Linked DNA regions of Mus musculus: regions 2 and 3 are each linked to region 1. Evidence: chromatin loops called from intact Hi-C (ENCODE). Cell type or tissue: heart. All regions are shown on one strand.

The links. Peaks named below come from ENCODE experiments on the same cell type or tissue, not always from the same donor. Only the 100,000 strongest peaks of a DNase experiment are listed, where the experiment ranks them.
Region 2: it touches region 1 in a loop (2.1-fold over the local background); 2 of 42 quality-filtered maps call a loop at or near these places.
Region 3: a loop joins it to region 1, with 2.8 times the contacts of the local background. A loop is called at or near these places in 2 of 42 quality-filtered maps.

Annotation. Positions count from the first base shown.
Region 1 is chr1:190,174,180-190,179,179 of GRCm38, reverse strand. All of the region lies in intron 1 of Prox1os (prospero homeobox 1, opposite strand), which reads right to left. Among named protein-coding and RNA genes, the nearest start is that of Prox1, 5.9 kb to the right of the region's middle. In heart, no CTCF peak of the experiment used is centred here; DNase peaks (open chromatin) are centred at 2,009, 3,809 and 4,279; H3K4me3 peaks cover 1,728 bases; H3K27ac peaks cover 2,124 bases; H3K27me3 peaks cover 873 bases.
Region 2 is chr1:190,270,542-190,275,541 of GRCm38, reverse strand. No RefSeq gene overlaps it. Among named protein-coding and RNA genes, the nearest start is that of Prox1, 100 kb to the right of the region's middle. In heart, no CTCF peak of the experiment used is centred here; no DNase peak of the experiment used is centred here.
Region 3 is chr1:190,362,478-190,367,477 of GRCm38, reverse strand. No RefSeq gene overlaps it. Among named protein-coding and RNA genes, the nearest start is that of Gm39737, 34 kb to the left of the region's middle. In heart, no CTCF peak of the experiment used is centred here; a DNase peak (open chromatin) is centred at 2,067.

The DNA.
Region 1 (5,000 bases):
CTAGAAGAGGCCAAAAGGGGGCGCCAGACTTCCTGGATCTGGAGTTACAAATGGTTGTAAACCACCCAAGGTGGGTTCTGGAAGACAAACGCTGGTCTTTCGGGAGAGAAGCAAGTGTTCTTAATCACTGACCCACCTCTCCAGCCCACCCACACTATTTTCAGCGGAAAAACAGAAGTATGGGGTACAAAGTCGGGGGTACAGAGAGAGCGTTCTCTGAAGCTGTGGCGGTGGCTGCCGTGGAGGCTCAGCATCTTCCTGCCGATTGCATCTTCCCTGTTTTTATGCAAAGGTCACTTTGGAATATGAGAAAATGAGGTCTTCATGCTTTGGCCTCTCACCCAGATTTTGTAGAACAGAGCTCCTAGCCGAGGCTTCAGAAAGCTGACCAAATCAAACAGAGCTTAATCACTGCTCGAGTTGGGTCAGCACCAGAATTGGCCATGGGCTGCTCTCTCTACAGGGCCGCCAAATGCCAGGCTTTGCAGGGTCTTAGCAGCAGTGGTGCCCTGGAATCAAGAAAATGATCCCCTTCCCTGAGTCCGATTGGAGTTTCACTTCTACTAGACCCTTCCAGGACCACAGCCAGACATAATCCCCAAGGAGAGACAAGAGGAGCTGTCCAGTGTTTGAGAGAAAGAAGAACGGGCTCTTCTGGGGTTTGGAGGGGAGGACTGGTCAACTCTGGTTCTTAGGTGGGGCAGAAGGAGACTGATTTAGGAGCAAAGGGGACGCTGATGTGCAGAGTCTGGGGGCAGGGGGACAACAAGCACAAATGACATACCCAAGGGGTCACTGACTGAGCTGAGGCCATATCATCCCTCCTTCCAATCACACACACACACACACACACACACACACACACACACACACACACACACACACACACACATATACATACACGGGAGGGTGCAGGATGTCAGTCCTCTATGGGTGATGGCTACAAAGTGTTGGTCCAAGTCCCTTCACAGCCAACCTGGGATTATCAAGGGAGCTGCTTCAAAACTCTAGGCTAGGGGAAGCCAAGAAACTTTGGCCTTCACCAGACTAGAACCAGAACCCAGGCCAAACTTAGCCTCCTGCCCTGCTTCCTTACTCTTGCCTGGCCCTTAACTTCCACCTCAACCCTCCTCTCTCTTGAGTGTCAGGATTGGAACTGGATGCCATGCGCACCAAGGTTTTCTCCATCTTCTAGTACCTTACACGGTCCTCGAAGCCCCTCGTTCTCATTCTCTCTCGTGGTACTCTTGATCGATACAACCCATCCAGCTCACTCACACTCCACAGGGACACACACACACACACACACACACACACACACACACACACACACTGTACTCTCTCAACTTCCATCTACACACCTTTAGATTTTCCCCGTTCTGTAACCATGGCTTTCTCTTTCTCCTGCCAGAGCGCTCTCTCTCTCTCTCTCTCTCTCTCTCTCTCTCTCTCTCTCTCTCTCTCTCTCTCTCTCTCACACACACACACACACACACACACACACACACACACACACAGGCATTCCTCCCCCATCCAAAAGTAAAGTGTAGAAAAGTGCTCCTTCCAGTGGACAGGGGCTTGTGAGGTTGCCTTGTCTTTCCCAGCAGCTTGGCCTCAGTATCATGTACCTTTCTGGGTTTCTTAGCTGTCATTTTCCTTTGTCCTGTGAGGTTACAGGCATTTTCCACCTGAACACAGACTAGCTAGAGAGTCCAGGACTTCCCACACTCCCCAAAGATATACATCAATGTCCAAGGACAGGTTCGGAAGGGAGGTGTCCTCCACTCACCAGTCACACTCCGGGGTCCACCCCTCCCCCCAGAGCCTGGACTGCTTCAAGCTGGTGTTCCTTTTCTGGACCTCTTTAACCTAGGACTCTTGTCTCAAGCTTTCTGAGGGTTCCCAGCCCCCCCCCCCCCCCCCCGTTACTGACTGCCACCTCTCTTTTAACTGGCCAGCGTCTTGATCTGGTGCATGCTGGGTCAGCAGGTCCATTTCCTTGGCTGTCTGCCTTTGTCCTGGTACACAGTGGCAGCCAGGCATGGCACCTACCTGTCTGCCTGCCTCCCCTTCCTGCTCACAGCTGCCCTTGGCTGGGCTTTTGCATTGCCTTGCCGTGGCTCAGATTCACTGGCTTCAGTGTGATTTTATGAAGCTCTTTTTTAGCTTTACATGTACTCAGGAGAGATATTTACTCAAACATATAAAAGCATATGATGTGTGACATACATTTATTTTTGTTTTGCCCAGAAATATTTTTCCTGCTTACAGTTTCTTCTCTAGTAGAGATTGTTTTGGTTTTTTTTTTGTTTTTTTTTGTTTTTTGTTTTTTGTTTTTTTGTCCTGTGTTTCCATAGGCCTGACCTATAACTTCTACAGAGAAGGTTTATCACCTCTGACTGAAAGAGTAAAAGAGAACAAAATAAGCAAAGCCACGATGGTAAATGGCCCCCGCTTTCCTGGGGTTTTAGACTTGAAAAAAAAGAAATGAAAAGAAAAGAGTTTCGTGTGCACAGGAGCACACAGCCAAGTTTGCAGACAAACATTGATCTGAATTTATTTTGTATGCTTAAATGGTATGTGTGTAAGGGGGGAGGGGGCATATAAAATACTCAGATACCAGTCACTCATGAGCTAGTCTCACAGTGCATTCATGTTTAATTAATTTCACCCAAAGCTTGGGAACAAGAGGGAGGTCCAGGTCTGAGTATTTTTGTAAAGAATCCAGGTACCACTGCCTACCTCTTGTTCTAATACAGCCAAGTAACAATTGCATCTTAAACTACTCTGTGTCAAAGCTTCTATGTAAGTCTGTGATTTGGGATATTGTTCCCATTTTACAGATAAAGAGAACTGAGACATAGTCAGGTACAATACAAGATCACAGAGGGTAGGCAACTCCTAGCCAGTGGCCTGCTGTGACCCTCAGATTCCTAAGTCCTCTCTTGGATCTCTACCCTCAGGTGGGGTCAGAGTTGTTTTAATGCATCTTGGGTAATTTTGATGAATAGCAGGTTCTCAGATCTGCCTGCCCCACATCACCATCTCCCAACCCTGCCACCATGCTGGCTGCCTAACAGCCTGCTCCTCCACGTTGGATAAAACATTTAAAACATATTTAAATTTTGGGAAACTATGTAGCATATGGACTTTGCCTTTTGATCTCAAAATGATGACAAACAGATACTTAGATACTTCATAAAAGAAATATTACCAGAAAAAAAATTATAGAAATCTGGCTTTCAGCTTGATTGTGCTTTAATTTAAACAAAATGCAACTTTGCTGGGTTCCCTTCTGTGGTATTCAGGCCTGGGCCTGTTTGTCTCTTGTGATGGTTCTCAGTCAACACTGAAACTGGATCTGTAACTTAATTCCCATCACCAAAACCCAGAAAATGTAGAAATACCTCTGAATTCTCCCCCTGGACTCAGAGACCAAAGGAAAGGAGCCAGGAAAACACCCCAAACCCTTAAACAGCACTAGGCAAGGGGGCGATCACTCTGCCATCCCTTGCTATGGCCCAACCTCTTGCTAGTCCCTGCAAAGTGTCCCCATCTCAGCACCAGTGTCTGCACCAGCTTTGGCGCGCCACCTCCGCAGCAACAGGCGGGGGAGGGGACATGGCGGGGACAGCGCGGGCCTGGCGATGGCCCACATCTCCCTGCCGCGTGGGACACTCGCGGCCTGGGATCAGGTGGCTGCCCTGTTCGGTCCGGTGTGCGCCGAACCGGGGCGAACCGAGCTGAAAGGCAGCTTATGGCTGCTAAGGAAGGAGGCGAGGGCCGCAGGACACGGGTGGGGGCAGGCCAGGCAGCGGGCAGGTGGCCCGGATCCCTGCACGCTCGGCGGCGAACAAGCCACAGCATCTATCCCCCCCGGCCTGGATGCTGCGAACCAACGGAGAAGGCCAGGCAGGAGTGAGGACAGGGGGCACCGCGTGGGAGCCCCGCTCGCGCCTGGCGCCCGCCGAACACACTCCCCGCCTTCCAGCCCTTCCCATAGTTTTTCCAGTACAGCGGGAGTGTTCCTCGCAGGCTTTGGAAAGCCAGCACCGAGGGGGCTCCGACTCGGAGAGAGGTGGCCTTGGGCATGAAGACAACAGAAGGCCACGCGGCCACTCTCGTAGAGCATTACAACCCTGCCAGGCTGGAAAGAGTGGCGGTGCCCAGAGGCTTGGCGTGATTTTGCCCACTGTGCCCCGCGTGCCGTGGAGTCTGCTGACACGAGCACTCTCACCCACCCCACTCCCGCGCCCCTGCGGCCGGAGCCTGCCTTTTGTACTTCGCTGACAGCAAGACTGGCTGATCACACCCACTGGTGGTGGCGGCGAGTGTGTTGGTGTGTGTGTGAGAGAGGGAACATTCCACTCTGTGACACCTCCAAGTACGGGGAAGAGCACCCTGTTTGTCTCCGCAGGAGTCCCACCGCTTATCTCTGACCAAAGCGCTCTTCCAGTTTCCCTGTTGTGGACTGAAGAAGATAAGATAACTCTGTGTGTGTGTGTGTGTGTGTGTGTGTGTGTGTGTGTGTGTGTGTGTGTGTGTGTGTTTAAAAAGAAAGAAAGAAAGAAACAAAACCGAAATCACAGACTCTCTGCACCCTGGCCCTCAAAGCCTGGGAGGGGTTGCAGATGAACAAGCAATCTCAGGGAGTCTGAGCAGCCCCACCGAAGGCCTGGCGAGTGCCTCTCGCATCGCAGCCCGGTGCAGTGGCTGGGTTATGTAAGTAAGAGCCCTCCCTGCGCTCCGCACCATCTGTTAATATCTTGATATTGGAAAGTTCGGTGCCTGAGGCAAAGCCAGGGCTGGCGGAGAATAGCTTCCAGCCTACTCCTTATTCTTCTAGGGCAGGGAATACCCTCCCCTGGCCCTTTGTTCGTTTCTGTCCACTTCCCCGCATCAAGCTGTCCTATGACACACACTCCCTCGGTCACCAGTAACCCTTCATTCCCGTGGGGTTGTGTTTTTCTTTGAGGTCACCTTGTTGCGTGTTAAGTCTT
Region 2 (5,000 bases), 96 kb before region 1:
TTGAACTCTCACAGTCCCTAGCCAGCTAGCCATCTTAAAGCAGGTCGTCCAGAAGAAGAATCCTCAGGCTGAGACAGGGAAGCTCACTGGGAGAGGAGGCAGGAGAAGGGAGCAAGAGGAGAATGCAGGAGAGAGATGGCGTTTGTAGAGATAGGCATGGGAGGGAGTACAAACCGTGTTGGGAGCCCGGGCGTTTGTTACCTTCCTGCCAGAGGTTTGGGTCTAGTGTGTATCAGACACACTGTTAAGAGGATGGCCCATGGCAAGAGCCGTCCCAGACCAGCATTTTGTGGGTCTTTAGGAGTGGGGGGAGACTAGAGGGGGAGGGGGAGACGAACAAGTAAAGGGTTGTGGAAGGGCGTGGGGACAGAAAGCCAGCATTTCAGTGTTCTCTCCAGCACCAGCCCGTGTTCCCAGGCAAATGCTGGGCTGACAATCTGTTAGATGTTTGTGTGACTCTCCCGGAAGCTTTAGTTTCTTTATTGGCACTCCAAATGGTGGCAGACTGGCCCTGATTATTAAGTCAGCACTGGAGGGGAAGACAGAGGACCAGCAAGTGGCAAAGGCAACATTGAGTCCTGTGTCCCCAAGGAAGAGATAGATTCCGAGACAACCTGGATTCATTTCTATTAGAACTAAAAGTATAGGGGGGGATTAACTTCTACCCAGAGGAGATCATTTGTTCATTGCCTTACATTTCCAGTGGAGAACATACAGCCTGGGGGTGCCTACGGTTCTTATAGGCCAGGCTGGAGGCCAAGTTCAAGTCCCCACCTAGAGGACTCCCCCTGCCTCAGAGGTTCCCAGCACCTCCTTGGAGGTGTCCTGGGGAAGGGATTGAGTGGAAGGAGGCCCAGTAGAGTGGGGTCTTTCCCATCCCTCCAAACTCATTAAGCAGTACACATACACACACTCACACACACTCACACTAACACACACATTACTCATACACATACACACACACTACTTATACACACACAAACTCACACACATGCACTCACCTACACACATACAACTCAAGTACACACACACACTCGCACGCCCATACTCACATGTACACTCATCACTCACGCACATATGCACATTCACAATCACATACATACACACCACTTATGCACACACACCTCATGCACACATGCTTACATATACACACACCACTCATACACATACACAGACAAACTCACACACATGCACACACTCACATACACACATACCACTCATGCACACACACATGCACATACTTTACATTCATCACTTATGCACACATGCACCTATAAACTCACACACATATGCACACTCACATATATACACACTACTCATGCACACACACACACTTCTTACTAATATTTACTTCATTGGAAGAACATTTCTATCATAGAAACTAAGGTTTTCTGTTGTTTTTTTTTTTTTAAGCACCATTTATTTCGTCTAGCTTTACATTTTGTGTACAGCAGGATCTAGTCTATAGACCCACTGTTGAGAATACAGGACTTTTTTCAATATAAGAATTATTTGGAAATGATAAGAGGTCTGCATGAGTAGCCGGTGTGGGTAGAGGAGAGACTCCACAGAAGGCAGACTTCCCTGAAATTCGAACTCTGCTGTGCTTCCCCTGAGGGTCTTGGTACTTCAAAGATTGCTAGATCCCTCCTCAGAGTTGCTCATTCAGAAGGTGTGGGCAGAGCCCCAAACTTCACATTTATCCTTTTCTTTTAAGCATGTGTATGTGTGTGCATGTGCACATGCTGTATGTGTGTGTGTGTGTGTGTGTGTGTGTGTGTGTGTGTGTGTGTGTGTCCTGTGTGGAGGACAGTGGGCAGCTTGAGGGAATTGGTTGTCTCTTACCATGTAGGACTTGAGGACTTACCTCAGGTCACCAAGCTTTGCTGACAACAGGCGTCTTTACCTGCTGAGCACTCTCTCTGGCCCAAGCATTTGCATCTCTAATTATCTCTCTGGTGATATTATTGCTACTGGCCCAGGGTCCACACTTGGAGGACAGCAGCATGGGAGTCTAGATAGCTCTGTATGAGGCCCTCGGGATCCTTCACGCTGGACTTCCCCTGTCAACCGAGAAGGGCTTCTCCTAAGCAGTATTACCCTGCCAGAGAACAGGACAGCCACTGTGTTTTAGGACATGGAAGAGCATGTAAGATGCTGGACATAGAGTCTGACCTCAGTGAGAGGGAACCTAGAAGAGGAACACAATGTGCATATTATTTTCTTTGCTGTATAAAACATGTGCTGTCTGATGTCTCCATACCGTGGAGACATGGTGGCTGGTGATGGGGAGGGACAGAGTGCCTGTGTTCGCATAGGTGTTTATCCAGCCACTCATCCAGTTAAAAGTCATTTATAAACATTGGGGTTTGAGAGAGAACAAACTCCATGTTCTCTTTCCTTGTATAAGTATTTATAAACGCCCACCATATGGCAGGCACCGTGCCAGGCACGAGGGGAAAGGCACGTGTTTGTCACCTTCAGCCAGGGAGGGAACAGGAAGCCAGATAAGAGCTAATGGAAGTATATGGAAAATTCTGTGAGGAGGAATGGTTTGGACGGATGATGGATGGATGGATGGATGGATGGATGGATGGATGGATGGATGGATTGATGGATGGGAACTCTGTTTGGATGCTGTGACTCTGGGCAGTTGGTAGGACATCCAGGGCGAGAAGTCGAGAAGTTAGAAGTGTGAAAAGGCCTGGCTTAGAGCCATGGGCTCAGCCTCCCTATGTGTAGCTGTGAATAACTTCATGAAGATCATGAGAACAGGAACATGGATAATTAGAGTCTGGGTAAGGGGGGGGGGGCGACAGTAAGAAGACTGAGGCAGATTCTGGGCCATTAGAAATGTAGACAAGAGAGCAAAGGACATTAAAGATACTTGGATATTTCTGTCCTAAGCAATAAAACTTTATTTACGCAAAACCAGATCTCTTCTGTGATTTAGTCAACATGCCCCATGGGAAAGAGATAATACAATATGCCAGCCTGCTCATGGCCTATCTATGTTTTCTGATTAGAACCCAGCCTCCCCTGGGGATCTTCAGGTATTGAAGTGTCTCATAGCAAAGAGAAGATTATTCTTCATAAACAGCTCCAAACCCTGAACTGTAATGTCCTGAATCATTTGTTCCTTAGTGGGACACACTGCATGGCAGAACACGTGGAAGAGGAGGCCAGCTTCCACCATTTATTTAGCTGATAGAGAACTGATAGATACTACACACACACACACACACACACACACACACACACACACACACACAGGTACATATTGACTTACACACACTCATGCACAGGAATGCACTGGTACACATATACGCACACTCACAAGCACATCCACACACTCACATGCACACACGTGTGTTCTCATGCATGTACACATGCTCATGCTCACATACCCATAACATTCACACTCATGTGCACACTCATGTCCATGAGTGTTCATGTGTAAACACACTCACACACATACACACTGATATCTCACACTCTCGCACTCACGTTCATTTCCCCTCCTCATTTCTTCACCCTTCTTGCTGCCTGTAGGGTACAGTCTCAAATACAGCTGCCATGATCATTTACAGTCTTGAGTAAAAACCACTGCTCAGGCCCTCAGTGGACACCACTCCAACTCACACCAGTACCTCAGTGGCTTAGGGTGTAGTCCCTGCACTCTGTGAGCTCATTCCATAGTGATATCCTGCCTCAAAACAAACCCATGGGGGTAGAGATGGTATTCAGAACACCAATCTGTATATTCAAGATGAAAATATTTACATAAATAATATACATTAAAGTTGGGGTACCAATGACCCTTAAAGTCCCAGTGAGAATCATGGGGGTGAATGACCAGTCGACAGTGAGTGGGGATGGGTAGGACTCTAGGTGGAAGGCTCTATTGAAGCATCACCCCAAGGCATTGTGGGATTTAATGACACTACACATCCTGACTGGGCTATCCTCACACTAAGGCAGGGGCTTCTCAGAAGCATAGCGTTCTGCCCCCAAAAGAGTGCCTGTTATTATATGCAAATTTAAAATTAAGTTAATATTTAATGTTGATCTCTATAGGCATGGGGAAAAAAAGTCCAACTTGTCACTTTATGCCCCCTCTGCCTCCATGTCACACTTCTTTTTATATAACTTTCATGTGGTTATTTATTTGCTTGTAATCTTTCTCCCAAGAAAGAGGCCTCCTGCTTCCAAAACTGAGAACGCATACCTCGATTCAGTGGCTAATGTGGGACTTAGGCACTAAATCCAGGCAGGTGCTTAGGCAGACCCAATATAAAAAGATGGCGGCTGACGCCTCCCAGAGCCCGTGGGTACTGAGACGTATCCTCGGTTTCTCCATCCCAGTTTCCCTCCCAGCCTCTGCTCCTGGACGACGGACGTCCCCACTCACTCACAGAACATCACGCCGATGTATTTTCCCTTCTATTGTACGTCACATACTTGCTAATTCTTTTCCTCTATTCTGCATCTGACCCACCGATGGGGGATTATGGTATTAACTCTCCACCCAGCACACACTCTTTACAGCCTCACACTAAGTAAGCCCGATACAGAGAGGAATAAAAGTGAAAGCAGGCCGTCTGGCCTTAAGCTGAACACACAGAGGGTCGTGATCCAATTGGAAGGGAAGCAGAATTTTTAAAAAGAAAGAGGTTTGACCAAATTTTAATCCATGTCATTTTCATTTCTCTCTCCCTGTGGATTTGAGTGATTTTATTTACACTGTCAGCTTGAGCCTGGGGATTGGAAATCAGGCTTTTATGGAGATTATTAAAAGTACCTACAGTACACTAAAGGTTGTGCTAACTGATACATGCTTCTAAAAATACGAGCCTGAGTGCTCTGCAGCAGACGCCCAGGCTGCCATCTCATCCCCTTCAGAAGGTTACTCTTGAAAGCCGGGCGTGGGGAACCCAGGCACAGGCTGTTAGGGTATTTCTAATAGGGAGCAAATGACTGGGGACGGAGCTAAATTAGCA
Region 3 (5,000 bases), 190 kb before region 1:
TCTTGGACAGTCATCTTGTTGTCTGGCCAGGCAGCAGGGCTATCACCTTGCCTGGTGTGGACTTGGTTGTCAGGCTACAGGTGAGAAGAAAGCAGTAAAACGGGGGTCACATGGAGAGGGTGACTTTGCTCTTCTCCCTGGGGAGCAGGGATAAAGGACCCAGTTCCCTGTTCCCTACATGTTCTCTCTCCCCACCTAAAGAAACCAATTCCCCCGTGTCTCTTCATGGACTTACAGGTTCAGTCAAGGGATGGGAGAGCCTTGGTGAGAGGTTTGTCGGGGCAGTAATTTTGAAATCCACCTGAGCTGAAGTGCTGCCCTGCACCTACCCCGGCCCCTCTGGTCTCCACTTAGGTGAAAATGCTTTGCATATAAACAAACTCCTGTCAAAGACGACTCAACCTTGACATTTCTCTCTCCTTTTCCCCAACTTGCTTCCTTTTCAAACACCTCTTGCCCGCCTCGAATGCTCCCACATGAGGCCCAATTATCAGAATAATAATTAACAGGCTCTCATTATTTAGGATCAAACAATGCCCCCCTAATGAAGCCAGGAATAGCCAATGTGATCCCTTAAAACTGGGGTGAGCTTTCCTTACACCTTGGGGCATCAAATCCACGGAAACCCTGCAAAGGCCTGGATAACATTGAGTCAAGGGCAGTTAATGGATACCCAAGCACAGACTAAAGTGCTCCAAGCATGTCAGTCAAGACTAACCGGAGGCAAAAACATCAAAATGCAGGTTGGAGTTTTGACATTCCTGCAGGCTCTGAACGCCTCGCCAGTAAATTTTTAAAGTCAATATCCCCTTATGTTCCCGAACACTTTTCTGTCTGATGAGTCGGCCTAATGCGGGTGTGATTGAACTGCGAGAAAGCGGGACTTTAAAGGCAGCTTTGAATGTGTGGGGGCGGGGAGGAGGTTCAGGGTGTGTGTTTTGTGTGTGTGTTTTCTTTTCCCCCTTTTACAGAATTGTCTGTGATAATAATGAAGGCAGTGTACACAGATTATCACAGGCTGCGTCTTTCGACTTCAAGGTTATGTGATTAGAAAAGGAGAAAAGCGGCGAGATTAGAAAAGCCGCAGAGCATTTTGAAGAAAAGCTTTTTTACAAATTATCCATGTGCAGGATTGACACAGAATCTGATAGATGGATCTTCTACTGTTTGGAAATGGATAAATGCAACAGTGCAAATAGAAGCAACTGGCAGAAGTTCAAAACCCATATTAACTATTCTAATTCACTTAAAGCCTGTTTCATGTACACACACACACAAACATGAACACATACATGCACACATACATATACACTCACACATATACAGTCACACATACTACATAGACATGTGCATATACACACATTCACATACTCATATACATGCTACACACATATACTCACATACATACATACACGTACACACATACTACACACACATACATGCATATATACATATACACTCACATACATTCATACACACATACTACACACATATACATACACAGTCACACTCATGTACATAATACACACATATACACACACTCATATGTACACTCACACACATGCACATACACTCTCACACACACACTTACACACATATACACACAATCACACACACTACACACACATACACACATACTATACTCACACACTACACACACAGATACACACTCATACACACACTACACATACATACCCAGATACATACACACACATTTAATCATCACACACATACATGAAACAATACACGGCCACTTTATAAATATACAGGACAAGAGTTGGTTTGTTTATTTCTGGATTTGGGGTGAATCTCTTCCTTTCTGCACTTTGTCTTCTCAGACGTGGAGGATCTTAATAAGAACAGACACTAGACATCCAAGCAAGGAGCCAAGAGCCGACTGGGGACTCAAGTCACAGCTTAGTCCTTCTTTAACAAGGGAAAAAAATTAAATTCTCCTGTATCCAAACCCAGTAATATCCACTTCATTTGCATATCTGAGGAGCAGCCAACCTGGCAGAAGACAGGCTTGCTGCCCCACCACGCTTGCCCAGTGACCTCCCTGCGCCTGCAGGGAAGAACGGCCAACCTCGCTTGAGGAGAAGACCGTGCATTTTGAAAGTATCCTTGCTCCTATGCAAAGGCAAAAGCGCTGGGGAAGCTGGGGTGAACTTTACCCTATTTAATTGGAAGCGTTGAGTGGGTAGCATCTAGACAGATTTAGATTCAACTCAAGGCCACCTGACTCAGGTCTTCGAGATATTAAAATATAAATAGATTATAATTGTGCTCTGGGTCAGACTTGGCTCTCGCCGACCTGGTGACTTCAGTTAGGTTTGAGTGAAGGACGTTGTGTTTAAAGTGTAAGATGTTTTCAAACATAAGTTGTTCTTAGTTAAGGATCTGCTGTTTTAGATACTACTATTTGGGACGTTAGCTATACTTTAAGGTGATTTTGAGATTCAGTTTTATTGAAGGAAACTGAGACCATGGATAACAGAGGCTTGCTTCCTGCGTGGATATTGATAAACTCTCCTCCATGAGGGCAGGAAAGTTTCATATCTTGTGCTCACTTCTTCATTCAATCAAGACTTACTGATCTAAATCAAAATCCTAATTTAAAAAGCCGCTCTCTGCGGCTACCCGGGAACAATGTAAGCAGTGTCCCATGTGCCTTCTCTTTCTGACTGCTGATAGCGCATGAGCAGTGCCTTGCGTTCCTCCCTCACATCTGAAGCCCCTCTTGCCCTCTGCTTCCCCACCAATGACTGACTGTATCTCAGACCATAAACCAACACAAGCCCATGCTCCCTTAAGTTGCTTCACCAGCCATTTCATCAGAGCAGTGAGCAACTTATCCAAGATAAACCGGTGCGTGAAACAGACTAAGGCTTGCCCTTCTGGAGCCTCTAATTCTGATGAAGACAGATGCCACTCAGATGAATAACGTAATTACACTGTGTGATGACTACTCCGATCCGCAGCACACAGATAGGAGGGAGGGAGCTTGCTGGGAGCAAGTACTGCCACACTGGGCTTGAGAGCAGCTAGGGGAAAAGATGTCAGCAAGGTAAGGAGGCAGTGGGGGCCTCTGAGGGCGTGAGTAGGGAGGAGAGACAAGTGGTCAGGTTTCATTTATCTTCACGTCCTCGGTGTCTTGCTCGATTTGGTACCTGGAAAATCATCAGAGATTCTTACTCCATCAATGAATGAATGTATGGAGTGAGTGAAGGAAGGATGGGGCTAGGAAGGCCTTCTGACCCAAGCCTCCCATGGGGGTATCAACATTCTCCACAACCAGACTTCCCAAGGACCCCGAGGGTACTACAGGAAGAGAGGCTCCCAAGGTTCAGGGAAGTTCCGCACTTGGTAGATGCATAGCTCATGATTAGGACTCGAGGGTCTCCAGGAAGTTCTGCAGAGACATTGTACGGTGATCTGCAGGTTGCAGCTTCCCATTTGGAGAATGTATTTAACTCTAGAACCACTTAACCCTCTCAGTCATATTGTCCCTGTACTTCTGTGACTCGGAGAGCTCTGCAGGAAGTCTGTTGGGAAATGATGATCCACGTGCAGGACATTCAGTCACTCCCAGAAAAACCAACTCATGCACATAAGCACACACACACATACACAAGCACGTATGCACGCACGCATGCATACTCCATTCCCTTACAGCACCCCCTCCCTTCCATGGACTCCTCTTTTGGAATCCTCCTGCTATGCTTAGAGGTATAAAATCTACTGCCTTGTTTAGAAGACTCTCAGGTTGTAGTGGGGCCTTAAGATACTTGTTTGTTTTAGGATTGCATCTGACCTCGCTACTTTACCACAGATGCACAATTACTGAGTCTTCCATTCTGGTTTCTTAATCTAAATTAACTGTCCTTGTAAGGCTGTTTTGAGATGCAAATACGGCCTGAGGAAACGCCTGGGAGTGTGCCTGTGATGTTGGAGTGACTCAGTATGACAGTTAGTGTTAATTGTTAACTAACAGACTCTGGAATCATCTGGGAAACAGGGCCTCTAGGCAGGCCTGTGGAGAATTATCTTGATAAATATCTTGTTAACTGAGGTGCGAAGATCTAACCTGTGGGCATCAGTGCTCCTTAGCTGGGATATTGAACTGTGTAAGTGGAGAAAGGGGACCGAGTGTAGTCCTACTGTCTGCTGCTGGCTCTGAGTTTAACTGCCGCAGGCTCCTACTGCCCTGACCTCCTCCAAAACCATCAACAGTCTGTAGACTTAAACTTGGTGCCAGAAAAAGAAAAACCCACTTTTCTTCCTTAAAGGCATTTTAATGAGAGCATTTCACCATAGAAATAAGAGAAGGAACTGAGACCGTCACTAAGAATTATCTTCCTTGTCTGCCCTCTCCCACAATTCCTTTCACAGATTTGGAGAGTAACCATCTCTCTCCGGAATCTTCCCCTCACCAGGCTAGATCTCCTCAGTTCCTTCAAGCACAGACACAGACGATGGGCTGCAGAGGTCGCTGTCCTGGACCACAGTGGGCACTCTCCCTGTTGCTGAGCATCATGGGAGGTAAAAGCAGAGAGCTGACCCTTCCTCATCTTCACCGTCCTGCACAAGACGGGAGGGCCTGCATCTCTTGTAAACTGAGAATACCATAGTAACTTTACGCTTTTTAAAAACTGATTGAAAATGTCGCAATTTATAAATACACTGGAAATGCAGTTTTCCAGGTCATTATACAGAGATTCTGGGCAAACAAAGGTTCAGTAATCCCATGACCCCAACCATAAAACTACACTGTAAAAATGAGGTGTGGCTCTGTCTATCAGGAGATGAATATCTGTGTTTTCCTTGGTCCTAGAAGGTCTGTCTTTATAATGAGGGTCAAGCTCATTTTCAATTATCAATTTTTTTTTAATTGGGGGGGGTTCTTAACTGGTGAGGAGGTTTTCTAGTACCAAATAGTCTGTAAAAATCATCATTTTATGGATATTTAGCATCACAGAGTTGTAATAGTGGATTGGATT